Linked DNA regions of Homo sapiens: regions 1, 2, 3 and 4 are each linked to region 5. Evidence: chromatin contacts called from ENCODE Hi-C or POLR2A ChIA-PET data. All regions are on one chromosome and are shown on one strand. The core of a region is the stretch at or near the end of the contact, and the rest is flanking DNA. Distances in the headings are between cores, read along the strand shown. Region 1 holds the start of LINC02898 (long intergenic non-protein coding RNA 2898). Region 2 overlaps MTA3 (metastasis associated 1 family member 3). Region 3 overlaps MTA3 (metastasis associated 1 family member 3). Region 4 holds the start of LINC01913 (long intergenic non-protein coding RNA 1913). Region 5 holds the start of COX7A2L (cytochrome c oxidase subunit 7A2 like).

What was found. Hi-C counts contacts between places; a loop is a spot of excess contacts on that map. ChIA-PET counts read pairs that join two places held with the same protein, here RNA polymerase II (POLR2A). Pooled maps may share reads with other maps.
Region 1: a loop to region 5 is called in a pooled map, with 9 times the contacts of the local background. The contact joins the promoter of LINC02898 here to the promoter of COX7A2L in region 5. A Hi-C loop is called at or near these places in 4 of 37 single-sample maps with no recorded cell type and 4 of 50 pooled maps. POLR2A ChIA-PET finds 5 or more read pairs at or near these places in 1 of 52 experiments (Caco-2).
Region 2: a map of B cell shows a loop between it and region 5 (6-fold over the local background). The contact joins the enhancer-like site here to the promoter of COX7A2L in region 5. A Hi-C loop is called at or near these places in 1 of 168 maps with a recorded cell type or tissue (B cell) and 4 of 50 pooled maps. POLR2A ChIA-PET finds 5 or more read pairs at or near these places in 2 of 52 experiments (PC-9 and activated naive CD4-positive, alpha-beta T cell).
Region 3: a map of B cell shows a loop between it and region 5 (10-fold over the local background). The contact joins the enhancer-like site here to the promoter of COX7A2L in region 5. A Hi-C loop is called at or near these places in 17 of 168 maps with a recorded cell type or tissue (B cell, CD4-positive, alpha-beta T cell, CD4-positive, alpha-beta memory T cell and 13 more), 29 of 37 single-sample maps with no recorded cell type and 25 of 50 pooled maps. POLR2A ChIA-PET finds 5 or more read pairs at or near these places in 5 of 52 experiments (CD4-positive, alpha-beta T cell, PC-9, Panc1 and 2 more).
Region 4: a loop to region 5 is called in a map of dorsolateral prefrontal cortex, with 4 times the contacts of the local background. The contact joins the promoter of LINC01913 here to the promoter of COX7A2L in region 5. A Hi-C loop is called at or near these places in 2 of 168 maps with a recorded cell type or tissue (dorsolateral prefrontal cortex and posterior cingulate gyrus), 1 of 37 single-sample maps with no recorded cell type and 14 of 50 pooled maps. POLR2A ChIA-PET finds 5 or more read pairs at or near these places in 1 of 52 experiments (Panc1).

What each region holds. Positions count from the first base shown.
Region 1 is chr2:41,952,216-41,955,090 of GRCh38, reverse strand. It overlaps LINC02898 (long intergenic non-protein coding RNA 2898), which reads left to right and starts at 1,285. Exons shown (of 4, transcript NR_161189.1): 1 at 1,285-1,364; 2 at 1,783-2,103. It overlaps LOC124905996 (a long non-coding RNA gene), which reads right to left. Exons shown (of 3, transcript XR_007086296.1): 3 at 2,042-2,480. RefSeq lists an enhancer at 1,410-1,549.
Region 2 is chr2:42,751,186-42,753,885 of GRCh38, reverse strand. MTA3 (metastasis associated 1 family member 3) reads right to left here. Exons shown (of 17, transcript NM_001330442.2): 17 at 1-512. The coding sequence ends at 487. Among named protein-coding and RNA genes, the nearest start is that of OXER1, 12 kb to the left of the region's middle. Within about 2 kb of position 1,390, at least 3 of the 41 ENCODE cell types and tissues checked have a DNase peak (open chromatin) inside an H3K27ac peak, as active enhancers do.
Region 3 is chr2:42,662,496-42,665,195 of GRCh38, reverse strand. All of the region lies in intron 8 of MTA3 (metastasis associated 1 family member 3), which reads right to left. Among named protein-coding and RNA genes, the nearest start is that of MTA3, 95 kb to the right of the region's middle. RefSeq lists an enhancer at 1,567-1,616. Within about 2 kb of position 1,280, at least 2 of the 41 ENCODE cell types and tissues checked have a DNase peak (open chromatin) inside an H3K27ac peak, as active enhancers do; they include B cell, where a contact is called at or near this core.
Region 4 is chr2:41,876,246-41,878,945 of GRCh38, reverse strand. It overlaps LINC01913 (long intergenic non-protein coding RNA 1913), which reads right to left and starts at 1,391. Exons shown (of 3, transcript NR_033996.1): 1 at 1,168-1,391.
Region 5 is chr2:42,359,864-42,362,571 of GRCh38, reverse strand. COX7A2L (cytochrome c oxidase subunit 7A2 like) reads left to right here and starts at 1,355. Exons shown (of 3, transcript NM_004718.4): 1 at 1,355-1,482. The coding sequence starts at 1,411. RefSeq lists enhancers at 615-704, 1,265-1,324, 694-1,437, 1,345-1,664, 1,438-2,182 and a silencer at 895-1,064.

The sequences.
Region 1 (2,875 bases), core at 36-2,535, 410 kb after region 5:
GCAGCTTGGACTCTTGGCTGCAGGCAGTTCTCCTGAACCGGTCACCAGGGCTCAGGATGAGCTATCCAGATGCATCTGTGACAATGTGGCTTTCATCTTCATCACAGTTGACCCCGTGGGAGGAAAGCCCCCTTTCTCCCACTTCAGCCCACATCTCTCTTCCCAGAACAGCAAACTGCCACCCAGGAGGGACTGCCGCTTCCCTGGTCGTGGGAAACTCTGCAGAACCTCCTCTCCTGAGCACTCCTGAGCGAAGAGCCAAGCCAGGGTAAGCCTGTGCATATAAGGCCTCAATTTTAGATTAGATTCCCAAATTTAATTTCCTATTCCTTAATTTAATTCTGCATTTTAGTTTTGTTTTTATTATTTACATGGGTTCCCTTTAATGATTCCAAATTGCTGCTGCCCTCTAGCAGAATTTTGTCTTATGTTAACTTCTTGAAAACTGATCAGCATTGGAGTTTATTCCACGCTGGGTTTAGTTATTTTCTGAAACGAAGCACAATTAAATTAGAATAATGAACATGCTCTTTAGAGGATTAATTCATAATTAGCAGGCCATGTGCTACAGCTCACAGAAGAAAGGGCACAAGGATCGAAAGCTGTTTTTTTCTGCCTAAATATGAAAAGTACATTCTGCAGAGCAGAACAAATCAGCTAATGACATCCAGAGCGCTGGCCAGCCCCAGAGCAGCATGGAGCTGGCACCTTGAGTTAGCGCAATCCCCACCGATGCTGCTGCCTACCTTTCCTCCCCGAGAAGGCTGGCAGCGGGCAATTTGCCTGGCTCTTCTCTCCTCAGCACAGCTGATAGAAGCCACTGTGGACCTCCTAAATTCTACCCCCAGGAAGCCCCAAACTCCACAGCCTGTGGCTTCACAAGCTTCATCCTCAGAGCTTCCTACAGCCCATTCACTCATTCATTCTTTCATCCAAGGAATGTTTTACTAGCTCCTGCTATACACCAGGCATCCATGGGATGGCCCACCCTCGGGATACATCAGGGAAGAAAACATACAAAGACCCCTACCCTTTTGGAAGTTATACTTGAGCAGGCAGAGACAGACAATAAATGGTAAAAATAATAAGTAAATTATGTATTATGTTAGAAGGTGATGAGTGCTAAAGAGGAAGGGGGGTTGAGAGTGGTGTGTGTGTGTGTGTGTGTGTGTGTGTGTGCGCGCGTGCCTGTGTGCTTTGCAGTTTTAAATAGGATGGGTCATGGTAGGCTTATGGGGAAGGTTTCAATTGAGCGAAGACTTGAAGGAAGTGAGAAAGTGAGTCACTTTCAAGCAAGTCACCCAGGTCAAGCCTGTTCTAGAAGAAACAACTATAGCAAAAGCCCTAAGGTTGGAGTGTGGCTGGTGAGTTCGGGAAGGATGGGGCCAGTGGGGGCTGAATGGAGGGAGTGAGTGGGAGATGAGGGGGACCCCATCAAGTGGGGCCTTGGGTTTTTCTCCGAGAGAACTGAAAGTCAGGGCAGGGTTCTGAGCACAGGCAGGACGTGGTCTTTTACTAAAGGATCTCTGGCTGCTGGCTGAGAACAGACTTTACAGGGTCAGGTAGATGGAAGGATGGAAGGTGGGAGACCTGTCAGAAGGCTCACAGCTTAGGCCTCTGAAACTCCAGCCCCAGGTTTTCCCATACCATGTTCTCTGGGCCTGCCAAAGTGCTGAGCTCAGGCCTCAGAACCAGGCACAGAGGCTTAGAGTCTCCTGCAGTCCCCTTTCTCCCAGAAGGACCAGTATATTTATTTTTTTATTTTTTTTATTTTTTAAACAGCCAGAGCTCACACATGGTGAGGATGTCCAGACCATTATTCCTCGATTGGGCCTGGAGACCCCTCTGCAGCCCCTCCCAATCTCTCCCACTGACCTACGGACCAGAAGGCTGGATTTTGCAATGGAAGGGAACTTGCAGGCAGCAGACAGCTCTGCACTGTCCCTTTGATTTTCCTCAGGCACCTCTGAGAGGGAGACACACTCTCAGCCAAGTACCCAACAAGGGACATGAGAAGGCTTCTGCTGTGCAGCTGCCAGAGAAACAGGGGACAGATCAAAGCAGGAGAGGACCAACATCTGCGGTAACCAAAGCAAGGACAAGGTACAAACACATTGAATGAATAAATAAGCAGATGAATGACTGATGGGTGGGGGGAATGAATGATTAATGCATAAATGAATGATTGATGAATAAACAAATGTATAGCCTGGAGCTGGCTCCTGCTCCCTGCTCTTTGGGTATCTTCTCTACTGGGAACCGAAGATTAAAGATGCTCCCGTGACCTTCACCTCTGGAATTCCCTGCTGGAGTTGGGATTACACCTGCTTCTGAGCCCAGAGGTTGGGGAGGCTTTGGCTTAGGATCGGTGGCCCAAGGCTGCAGAGATGTGCTGGCGGAAGGAGGCTGGAAGCAACTGGGGCTGGTCTGGAAGACCCCTGGGCAGCTTGTAGGTTCTGAGTGCGGAGAACTCCAAGGATCTGAGAGGAGAGAAGGGTGTGTTGGGAAGAGGGGAAAAGGAGTGGTTTAGTTTTTCCTTCCTGGTTCTACACGGGACATTCTGCAGATGCTGGGCCTTGGGTTGGTCTCATTCTAGGGCCTGTAAAGATACAGAAGTCTGTCTCAATGGAGCATTTGACTGTATTATCCCAAAAGGCAGGAAGATTTCGGTAATCGAAATTGTCAGAAGCTTCCCCAAAAGGGGCAGGCTGGTGAAGACTTTAGCTCAGGCCCAGGCACTGGCACCACCCAGACGCTTGATGTGCCCCCACTTCCAGAAGTTTGTCTTATAGTGTGGCCAGATCCCCATGCCTCTGGGGGAGAAGTACCCTACTGGGGGAGGGTTTGAGGAAGCAATGTTTAAAGACCCTGGGTC
Region 2 (2,700 bases), core at 141-2,640, 390 kb before region 5:
CCTCATAAACACTGGCGCATTTCTTAAGAAAAATCCATTCAGAAAGATGCCATGGCCCTCCTGTACATATTTAGTAACTATACAGCATAAGACCGAGCTGAGCGGACACATGCAGGGTGGCAGCGGCTCTGAGCTTGCAGCAGCCCCACTGCCAAGTGGCCGCTGTTGCTGGGTGGGGCGCAGGGCGCTGCAGAAGGGAGGAGGTGGAGGGGTTCCCTCAGCCCCTCAATTCTCAGCAGGTCTCGCTCCGTAACAGCGAGGTCTCTGACAAGAAAGCGAGGTGCTGCTGATCCACACGTGGAGACACAGGATTTGGAACGTGCACTCCCACAGTTCCTTCCCCGCCCCATTGCGTCTCCATGGATGCACGCAGAGGTCTCCCACTGAAATGTACTGGGAGTGGGGCTGCCTTCTTCCCAGGCACGGCTGTGAACATCAGCAGGACAGTGCAGCAAGTCTTGGATTGTAGAATGAATCAGGGAAAGCTCAGTCTGACACACAGCACGTGAGTTCTAGAAAAGGGAAGTAACAGTGTGAAGGTTAAACAAGTCCCGATGGTGGAGGCAAGATGAAAGGGAGGATGGACTCACCCCTCCCAACATCACAACCTTCAGGGAAAGGAGGCTCAGCAGTAGGTCAAAGAAAATCTCATGACTAGGCCAGGTGTGGTGGCTCATGCCCATAATCCCAGCACTTTGAGAGGCCAAGGCCGGTGGATGGCTTGAGGCCAGAAGTTCAAGACAGTCTGGACGACATAGCATCACTCTGTCTCTACCAAAATAAAAATAAAAAGTTAGCCAGGTGTGGTGGTGCATGCCTGTAGTCCCAGCTACTTCAGGAGGCTGAGGGGGGAGGACTGCTTGAGCTCACAAAGCCAAGGCTGCAGTGAGCTGTGGTCGCACCACGGCACTCCAGCCCAGGCGACAGAGCAAGACCCTGTCTGAAAAAAAAAAAAAGGGCTCACAATGTAGTTTAACACTGGATCAAAGGGAAAGTTTAATTAGGGCCAATAAAATATATAATTGATACTGAAGGACGGAAAGATCTTAAAAGCTGGGTTTTGAATAGGCGGGTTTAGTGGTCACTGGAGAGGTGCTACAGTACACCAGGCAAGAGAAGAGACTCATGGAACTTTTCTGACGGATACTAAGGAATAGGGAACACAGTTGGCTGGGAGGAGGCACGATCTCATCTGAGCTCATCATAATTAATCATAATGATGTGGGCACCCAGAGGCTATGAACACATTTCTTGTAGGAGGGGAGTGAACTTCACTCTCCCACAGTGTCAGGAACTATTCCTATGCCCCTCACTCCCACCCCCTCCACTTCCCCAAAAACCTTCAACTCTGACCATCTGGAGACTACAGCAGAGACAAGTAAATGAAAAAGCAGAAGTGGCCTGCAAACCACATCACCACCGTGTTGTATTAGAAAGTTGTGAAAGCTTTTTACTTAGTTATTAGGAAAGTGGCTAGGAGGGAAGTGGGGTTGTTTGCTGAGAAGGGATAAGATGCTCAGATATTCTCTGCCCCAGGCACATCACCCTGCTGCCAGGAAAGGACCCAGCAATGCTCACCTTCACAGCCTCAGAGCATGCCAAGGAAGGGCTGCAGGATGGAGCAGAGCTGTGTCTTCACTTCATGAGCTTTTCTAGGATAGGGAAGATACCTGTACCCAGCTTGGTATTTGATATGAGCTCAGCAAGTATGTGTTAAATAAAGGCCCAGATAAATTCAGTTTAGGAATCATGCTAACCTTGCTTTATTGAACATACTGTAGGTTATGTAACTACCTTATTTAACCTTCAGCAGAATCTTGGGAGTGTCAGAAAGGTTAAGAACTTGCTCAAGGTCACAGTAAGTAAGCTGAGGAGTCAAGATTTGAATGTAGACCTTAATTTGTGTCAAGTTTTTCCTACTACACCAAGCTGCTCATTCTCCATCCAGCCCAGTGTTCTGCTAACAGCCCAGTAAGAGCATCCTGACCTCCTCAGTGTCTAAATGGAAGGTTATGTAAGTGTCAGCGTCTCCTAGGAGCCACTCTCTCTTTTTGTATTTAGTGGAGCAGGAGCTCTGTCATTCATCTGTCTAAACCCTTATGGAATTAAACCACCTATCAAAAGAGCTGCTTTTAATAGTTTCCCAAGTTTCTAGCCTGCCATGGTAAATTGTGCTTTTATTTGTGCCAAACTTGCCTGCTGCGGTTTCAGAAACAACCCTCTCCTCCTAGCATCTCAGGTTCTGGTGCCCAGGCTCCACTCTGCCTTCTCCACCCTGGCCACGGTTTTCAATTGAGACAGGCCACCTCTCTGTATTCTGGGCTGAAGAATCCCAGTACTTACCACCTGCCCTTACAAGGTTATCACTTCACTCTCCTCTGCTCAGAGCTTCCCCAGATCCTCTGCATTTCCTTGGAGCAGGAACAAGAGCCAGATACAGAGACTCAGCACAGTAGCACAGGCAGAGAGCCCCAGGAAAATGTCTACATCAATTCTCAGTCTCCTTCCTAGACCATGATGTAGCCCAAATCATTTCTCTTTTTGTTTATTTATTCTCAAATGTATTAACCTATATTTGCCACTTTGGTACGTACTCGCCCTGACTGACAGGCACTTATTTTTTTGTTTGTTTGTTTTTTGCAAAATTTTCCCTAATGGTTTGACTACTCAGAAGTACTTGAAGTCCATGGACTTGGAGAT
Region 3 (2,700 bases), core at 31-2,530, 300 kb before region 5:
GGTCTCGAACTCCTTTGACCCACCTGCCTTGGCCTCCCAAAGTGCTAGGATTACAGGCGTGAGCCACACTGCCCAGCCCTATATTCTTCTTTGTATATTGTATAAAACAGATCTTATATTTTAACAAAACGAGTGAAACCTATAAAGCCCCCATGGCTTCAATGTTTTTTAACAATTATGAATCTTATATATTTTAGATTAGCAGTGTTTGAAATTCACAGCTCAACTATATTCATAACAGATTTCAAAATGAGGATGTGAGAACTACTGATGTGCAAACAGTTTAATTACCTGCTCCCAATACATTATTGGTGATTTGACAAGTAGCATAAATTGTCTCGGATAAATCGATGTCAGATTAGGAATGCTGACAGCCCATTGAAGTCCTCAGAATAAAAGTCACAAAGAAAATCACTTAGGAAGGGCTATCAGGTTTCAGCAGTTCCACAACCCTGCCCTCTCTGCAGGCCTCTCAAAGAGGTCTTCAGATCCAAGGTTTGATCACCTAATAGAAAAAGGTGCTAAAGCGATCAGAATAGGACCGTAATTAGTCGGCAGTGGTGGCGGACGCCTGTAATCTCAGCTACTGGCTGAGGCAGGAGACTGAAGCAGGAGAAACACTTGAACCCAGGAAGCAGAGGTTGCAGTGAGCCAAGATCACGCCACTGCACTCCAGCCTGGGCAACAGAGCAAACTGTCTCAAAAAAAAAAAAAAAAAAAAAAAAAAAAGGTAAGCGGGGTGAGGGGGTAGTAGGACCATAAATACTCAAAGAAAAGAATGTGACTCCCCAAATTCAACTGAATGATGAATCCATTTTCATTTAATGGTACAAAACAACCAATGAACCTTTCATATGTTCTTTTTGGGAAACAATCTGCAAAGCTCATTATCAACATACTAATAATTAATTTTTAACCATACTACTCAATTTTATAAATGCCTCAGGATCTAAGAGTCTAAGTAAAGCTGAACCTAAAGCAGTATGAGAAGGAAACCATGGTATTTAAATGTTGCAAGCAAAAAAACACATCTTCTTCAGTGCTGCCTCAAAGAAAGACAATAATGACGCTTAAATCCAAGTCATTCTAACAAAAATGAGGTGGAAGGGTAGATAGAAGAGGTAATCTGACAGAGGAGAGATAACTACTCAGGAGGAATCAAGTGCAGATCCAAACCCTATCTCTGAAACCAGCTATACAAACATGACAAAACACCACTTCCTGAGCCTCTGAGCCTACTTCTGCTTTAGAAAATAATTACGGTAATAAATAACTAGAAAGAATATATGTGATACAAAAGTAATCGGACCTCAAAATTACTAAGCTTCAGAATGGAAACAAAACAGGAGAGATAAAAAACACTGAAGGGTGTGAAGGTAACTTCCTAGAAGGAGCATAAGAGGCAAGTATTACAGAAACTACACAGAAAATGATTATTTATGAAACAGAGTCTTACTCTGTTGCCTACATTGGGATGATCATAGCTCACTGCAGCCTCGAACTTCTTGGCTCAAGGGATCCCTCCACCTCAGCCTCACGAATAGTTGGAACTACAAGCACTCACCACCATGCCTGGCTAATTTGTTTTGTTTTGTTTTGTAGAGACAGAGTCTTGTTATGTTGCCTAGGCCTGTCTCAGACTCCTGGCCTCAAGTGATCATCCTGCCTCAGCCTCCCAAAGTTTTGAGACTACAGGCATAAGCCAGTGTACTTGGCCATAAAATGATGTTTAAAGGAATTAAGGTATATAGGTAGAATCCTCTTTAAAATGCTTCTTTAAAATATCACCTTCACTGACAACAAATACCAAACCTCTAAAACTGCCCTCTCCCAAAAGAAATTCACCTGCTGTCCTGCACATTCACCAGCAGTGGGAAGCAGTGAGCTGCTGCAGCTGTGAACCAAGAGCCCACACAGGCCCTCTCTACCTCAGGCAAGTCAGCCCAGCTGCCACGAGAACTCTCCACCATCTCAGGAACAAGCTTTTCCACTTGCACTCAAGCAGGGACCACATCCCCAGTTATAATCTGAGAAGCAGTATCTCATAAGAATAGTGTTAAACTACAAGGGACTGGTTACATAAATAATAGTTTACCTATATAAGATCATGCAACATTAGGGTAAAACTAAGTTCTTGCAGTGATTTTTAAAAAGGTATTTTTATCCGGCCAGGCACAGTGGCTCACACCTGTAATCCCAGCAACTCTGGGAGGCCGAAGTGGGCAGATCACGAGGTCAGGAATTCGAGACCAGCCTGACCAACACGGTGAAACCCGTCTCTACTAAAAATACAAAAATTAGCTAGGTGTGGTGACGTGCGCCTGTAATCCCAGCTACTCGGGAGGCTGAGGCAGAAGAATCACTTGAACCCGGGAAGCGGAGATTGCAGTGAGCCGAGATCGCACCACTGCACTCCAGCCTGGGCGACAGGGCGAGACTCTGTCTCAAAAAAAAAAAAAAAAAGTATTTATATAATATAGTTAGGGAAAACATAGGGGCGGTGGAGGTCATTTAAAACAGTTAAAAAGAAAGTTCACATAAGACTTAGTTATCAAAATGTACTAAAATGTGGTGCTTGCACAGGGAAAAATAGATCTACAAAACAAAAGAGAATAGATTAAAAGTCTATAAACAGGCCTAAGTATATCTAGGAACCTAAAATATGATAAAGGGGCATTACAAATCATGAAGAAACAAATT
Region 4 (2,700 bases), core at 142-2,641, 480 kb after region 5:
GGCCCACACTCCTCAGATCGCTGCTAGGGTAACTGAGGGCCTCCTCCCGTGGTGACTGTGTTGCCCGGATCCTCAGCAGAGGCCGTGTGGGCAACATGGTCATGGAAGGAAGGTAGCTTATGAACTCCGCATTCAGACACTTCAGAATTGGAGCTGGGCGGGGTGGGTTGGGGGATGGGAGGAGGAGGGATGGGGAAGGAACATTAGTCAGGATCCACCACCAAAGTGTTGGAATCTGGCTGTCCAAAAGCCCAGAGCTAAAATTTATTTGGTTTTGGTCCTGTTGTTAATGAACAGAGGGTGTCAGCGAACCTCACTCAGTGTTAGCCCAGTCTCCTGAGTAGGTGAGGAGAACCTGGAAGCCATAACCCCACCAAGAAGTTCTGTCAGGGAGCAGGGAATTTAGACCTCATCAGATGCCTGTGGAGTGACAGAGATCCCATTCACCACCGACAGCCTCCAGCTCATACCCTAGCAGCGATCGAGGAGGTGTGGGTAAGGGGTCTTTGGGGCCGCCTCCGGGAGAGACTGTGACTCGCTGGACCCATTATGTGCTGTGGCCAAAGCCCTTGACATGGATGGGGAAGGGGTACGGGAGAGGAGCAGGCACAGAGTCTGCTCATCCAGGGATTCCCAGACGAGCTGAGCCTCTCCCTAAACAGGAGTAAATGCCCCAAATCCCCTTCTTGCCAGGGATATGGGGATGCCCTAGGGGCAGGCCTAGCTTGTACTTCCCCCTGTGAGTCCACAGCGTGCAGCACGGGGCTGAGCACCCAGTGAGCAGATGGCTCTGAGGCTGGCAGTTCAAGCAGTGGGGCCTCAGAAACAGGCAGAACTGCCCGCCGTTCTCCAGCTGCGACTGCCCTCCTCTGCATCTGCTAAGTGGGCATGACTGGCACCCACCTCTAGAGCTGCTGTGAACATCGAGTAGCACCGTGCATGACCTGGGTTTGGCATGCTTGGCATGGAGTGAGACCCCATAATGTTAGCTACTGTTGTATTAATAATAATTTATTTTCAATATGACTTATTTAATGGAATGGATGAAGCAAAGGACGAGATTCAGCGGGAAGGGCTGGGCTTCGAGACCTGATCCTTTCTCATTTTAATGCTGCTCCCTCACTGTGGTCAGCCTGAGTGGGATCGGCTGCCCGGCCTTCATTTTACCTTTGTTGCCATCTCTCTTTGCGGTGGTTCTTTCTCTTCCTCCTCCTCCGCCTCATAAGCAAAGGGTAAGGCACAGTTCTGAATCTTTGGTTCTGTAAAGAGGCGTGCCCATCTCTGTGCTTGATTCCACTGGAAAAATAAGAACAATTCCTATTATTTTCGGTTCCGAGACCTTGAGTGTGTCAGGCTTCAGGTTCACTTCCTACATCTCTCCACGTTGCCCGGATCTGCAAGTAATTTAACCTTGTTTTTATAGAGCGCAAAGACGTTCCGCTTGTTTACACTGGAGACAAATTTTCCTCAATTGACGCAATCCTATTGATTAAATAATGACCTTCTTCCTCATTTAAAGGTAATTTCGGTTGGTATCATGACGTGGAGGAAGAAAATGAATGCCTTTTCTGTCTTGCTGTCTGAAGGGCAGGCAGTGAGGGCCGACTCCCAGAGCCCTGGGCAGGGCCCTCTCATTTTTCTCACCTGTTCTGGAACTTCATCAGGCGTCGGAGTGGGGCTAGTGCTGGGACCCCTTGAGGAGGTGGGCTAAATAGGACCAGTCTTGATTAGGGAAATTAAAAAGCCAGCATTTGCTATGTAATAAGATGTCAAGGCTGGGGCAGAGTAGATGCTACTTTGTTTTAAAACTTGATTTGCTTTCAAGACTTGTACGTAAATTACTTTTCAAGCTCATATCACACGATATAGTCCGGGCATGTCATTTGAGCCAAGGATTTAAAATCAAAGGGAAAGGCAATGTGCAAGTTCAGGAAGAACTTCAGGGAACAGCTCACACAGGAGAGACACAAAGATGGGAGCCTGGGGTGGTGAGAGAGTTGTTGGGTACTCTTGGGTAAGTCCTTTAACTTCTTCTGGGTCTAGATTCCTCATTGGTAAAACAGGGGTGACTGGATCAGATGACTTCTAAGGTACTTTCTTGGTTCTATGTTCTGTGATACGATGGAATCTGGAGACCCGGTTATTATTTGCTTCCATTCCAGATCCGTGTACTGTCTATTTCCATAAGGATAAGACCAGTGGATGACATTTGGAAGGATGGGACCTCTGTTGTTCCATTTTCTTTCTGTGAGGTCAGGTCAGTGCATTGTGTGTTAGCAATGCCATTTAAGAAATAGATATCCCTATATGTTCTGTAGGAGAATGCATATTTTGCAATGATCTGAAAAATTATCCTAATGCAAATACAGAGTGGCATAAATACCATGGCTGGACAGGAGCTAGACATGAATAAAAGAAAATCGGAGCTGACATTTTAAAGGTTTTTGCCCTATTATAGGCACATCTAGGCATTCCTTCATTTTCTCTTTACCAGAGGTTGGCAAACATTTTCTGTAAAGAGCCAGACAGTAAATATTTTAGGCTTTGTGGGCTATAACATCTTGGTTTTAGCAATTCAACTTTGCTGTAGTAGCAGAAAAGCAGTCACAGGTAAGATGTAAACAAATGTGTGTGGCTATATTCCAATTAAACTTTATGACCCTGACATTTGAATGTCATATCCTTTTCAGGTGTCACAAA
Region 5 (2,708 bases), core at 106-2,605:
CAGTAGGAAGTCTTGAGCCAAATGCCTAGCTCTGCCACTTATCCCTGACCTGAGCAAGTTACTTAGCTTCTCCAGGCGTCATTTTCCTGTATTCTAAAATGGAGATGATAATAGCATTTACCTTATAGGATTGTTGTGAAGATTAAATGAGTTTAGGGCAATGCTATATATAGGTTAGTATCATCCATCAATTTGCAACATGATTTCATAAGTGCATCTAGAATATGCTTGTGTAAACCTATGGTTAGATGATGAAGCTAAGAAAAGCCTGAGTCCATCCCTGGAGAGTAAGAAACTAGTATACTCCTTTTACACAGTACCTTGCACACAGCACAGGCTTAACAGACATATTTAAATTGAACTGAAGCGAATACTACCAGAACTGAAAGTGGTAGTTCCAGATCTTTCAGGCTCAAGGTCCAGATTTTACAAGTGTTTCTGATCACCCTCCCCCTACCTCATTTATCGCAAAGAGCAGAGGCCAGGAAAAGGATGAATAATCAATGACCTTAAAACTCAGGTGAGAATAAAAACCAGTTCTGAGAAACCGTGTGACATTTACATCCTGGTACCTGAGCTTTAGATCACTCTGCATGTGTATTTCCTCTGCACAAAGCCCAGGAGGCTACTTTTATATTATTGGGGCAAATCTCCCAACAGCCCTGGGTACTAAACAGCCTTCAGCAGGTGCTTCCAAATTTTCTTATTTGCTTCAACTCCCAGGTTGCCAGGGGAAGCTTGGCCGACAAGTCTATACTCCTGGGCAGACTGAGCAACAGCAGGTGGTGGCTTCTGGATAAGAGGTGCTCTAGGTCGGAAGGAAATAAATGAGACTACGATCAGTTAAAGTTCGGTAAAGCAAGAGACGCCTTCAACCCGACGACCAGACGGTGGCTCCGCAGCACAGACTCTCTCGGATGGTGGAATTCCCAACCGGCTTCGATGTAGCCCCGCCCCTACCCAGACCACGCCCACCAATCACCGCCCTCTCCCCCCCAGGCCCCGCCTGGAGCCCGCCCCTCCTAAAGCATGCTCCACCTGACTCCGACACTGCCGGGCTTAGTCCGCCGGGCTTAGTCCGTGGAGCGCTTGCGCATTTCTTGAGTTGTCGTGGCACTGCCCAAATCTGAATGGGGGAAAGAGGGAACTTCATATTTCCTACAGACTCCGCCACAGCGACTTTGCGTGCTCTCTTAGAGCTGGTTTTGCCTTTCGTGGTCCTGAGAACCCTGGCTTTTGGTTCCCCAATGCGGCTTAAGTGTGCAGGTTTTAAGTTAGGCGATCTTCGGGCAGCCCTAGTCCCAGCACCGGGTCCTTGCGCTGAGTCTCGGGACCACAGCCGGGGAGGCGGGGTCCTTCTCTGGGGCGGTCGCGTTGGCAGCGGATGCGGGAAGCCGGACTCTGGGCGTCATGTACTACAAGTTTAGTGGCTTCACGCAGAAGTTGGCAGGAGCATGGGCTTCGGAGGCCTATAGCCCGCAGGTACGAGTGGCGCCTGGCCAGCTCGGACATGAGAAGTGGCGGCCCTAGCCTCGGCGACAGGCAGTCGCGGCGTTGGAGCCAGGGGAGGCTTCTGCCCGCGGTCGAGTTCGTCTCTGTTCTCCTTGCACCTCCCGGGGCCTCTCCACACCAGCGTACGGTGGTCACTGAGGCTTCTTTTTGTGTACCTGCTCACCTGGCGGGGGCTGGCCTGGCGTGGAAGTTTGGTCTGGCTCACTGCAGGGGTCAAGGTGACCCCCGGGGTCACTTGTCTAAAAGGGATGGTTTGTGGGGGTCCCCAGTGTGACCCGAGTCAGAGGTCCGGCCTTCTCCCTCAATTCGAAGACATCTGGCTTTCGGCCTCCTTGTCGTTTGTCATCTGCCAGAGCCCCATAGGCAGCCTCACTTGAGCTCGAGATTAGAGAGCGCGGGGCTATAAAGGCGTTTAGAGAAACCATGGTGCAGGGGGTTGGGGGGCTATGATCTGGGTTGGGAAATTTAACAGGTTACTTAACACGTCCAGGGAGGGAAGTTGCATGCAGCGAGGTTACACTTTCCCGATTGTAAAATATTTGACAGATGCTCGTTGTTTGGGTTGTCTGAAAAGTATTCCATTTCACGCAGATTCTACCAATTGGAGTTTGACTCTCCAGCATGTGTTGGGGGTAAACATGAGGGATTTTAGAGCCCCAGACGTGCCTTTTCAAATCATGGCGTTTTCCGCTTTAATTGTGTGACCTTGGCCAAGTTATTTAATTTATTGTGAGCTCAGTTTCATCCAGGGCGGCGTTAGTACACATTAAATGAAGTGTGTCAAGTGACTAGCAGTTTGGGCAGGTGGTTGGTTCTGGATAAGTGTTAACTGTTCACCAGAAGCTGTCTGAGATAGTATATTCCCTCCTAATCCTCTAGAGAAGTGTGGGAAGTGTCGGTGAGATACGCAGTTAGACTGCAGTAGTGAGGGGCCCAGATGAGGTGTAAAGGATACTCCATTACTGTTGCTTCATTTCCTTTTTCTGTGGGACACTGCAGCTTGCCCAAGAGGCAGATGTTTAAGAAAGATTTCAGGTCTGGTACCGTGGCTCACGCCTGTAAATCACAGCACTTTGGAAGGCCGAGGCCGAGGGTCGCTTGAGCCCAGGAGTTTGAGATCAGCCTGGGGCAACATAGTGAGACCCTGTCTCTAAAAACAAAAACAGATGATTCTAATCTCAGATAAGAAGGGCAAG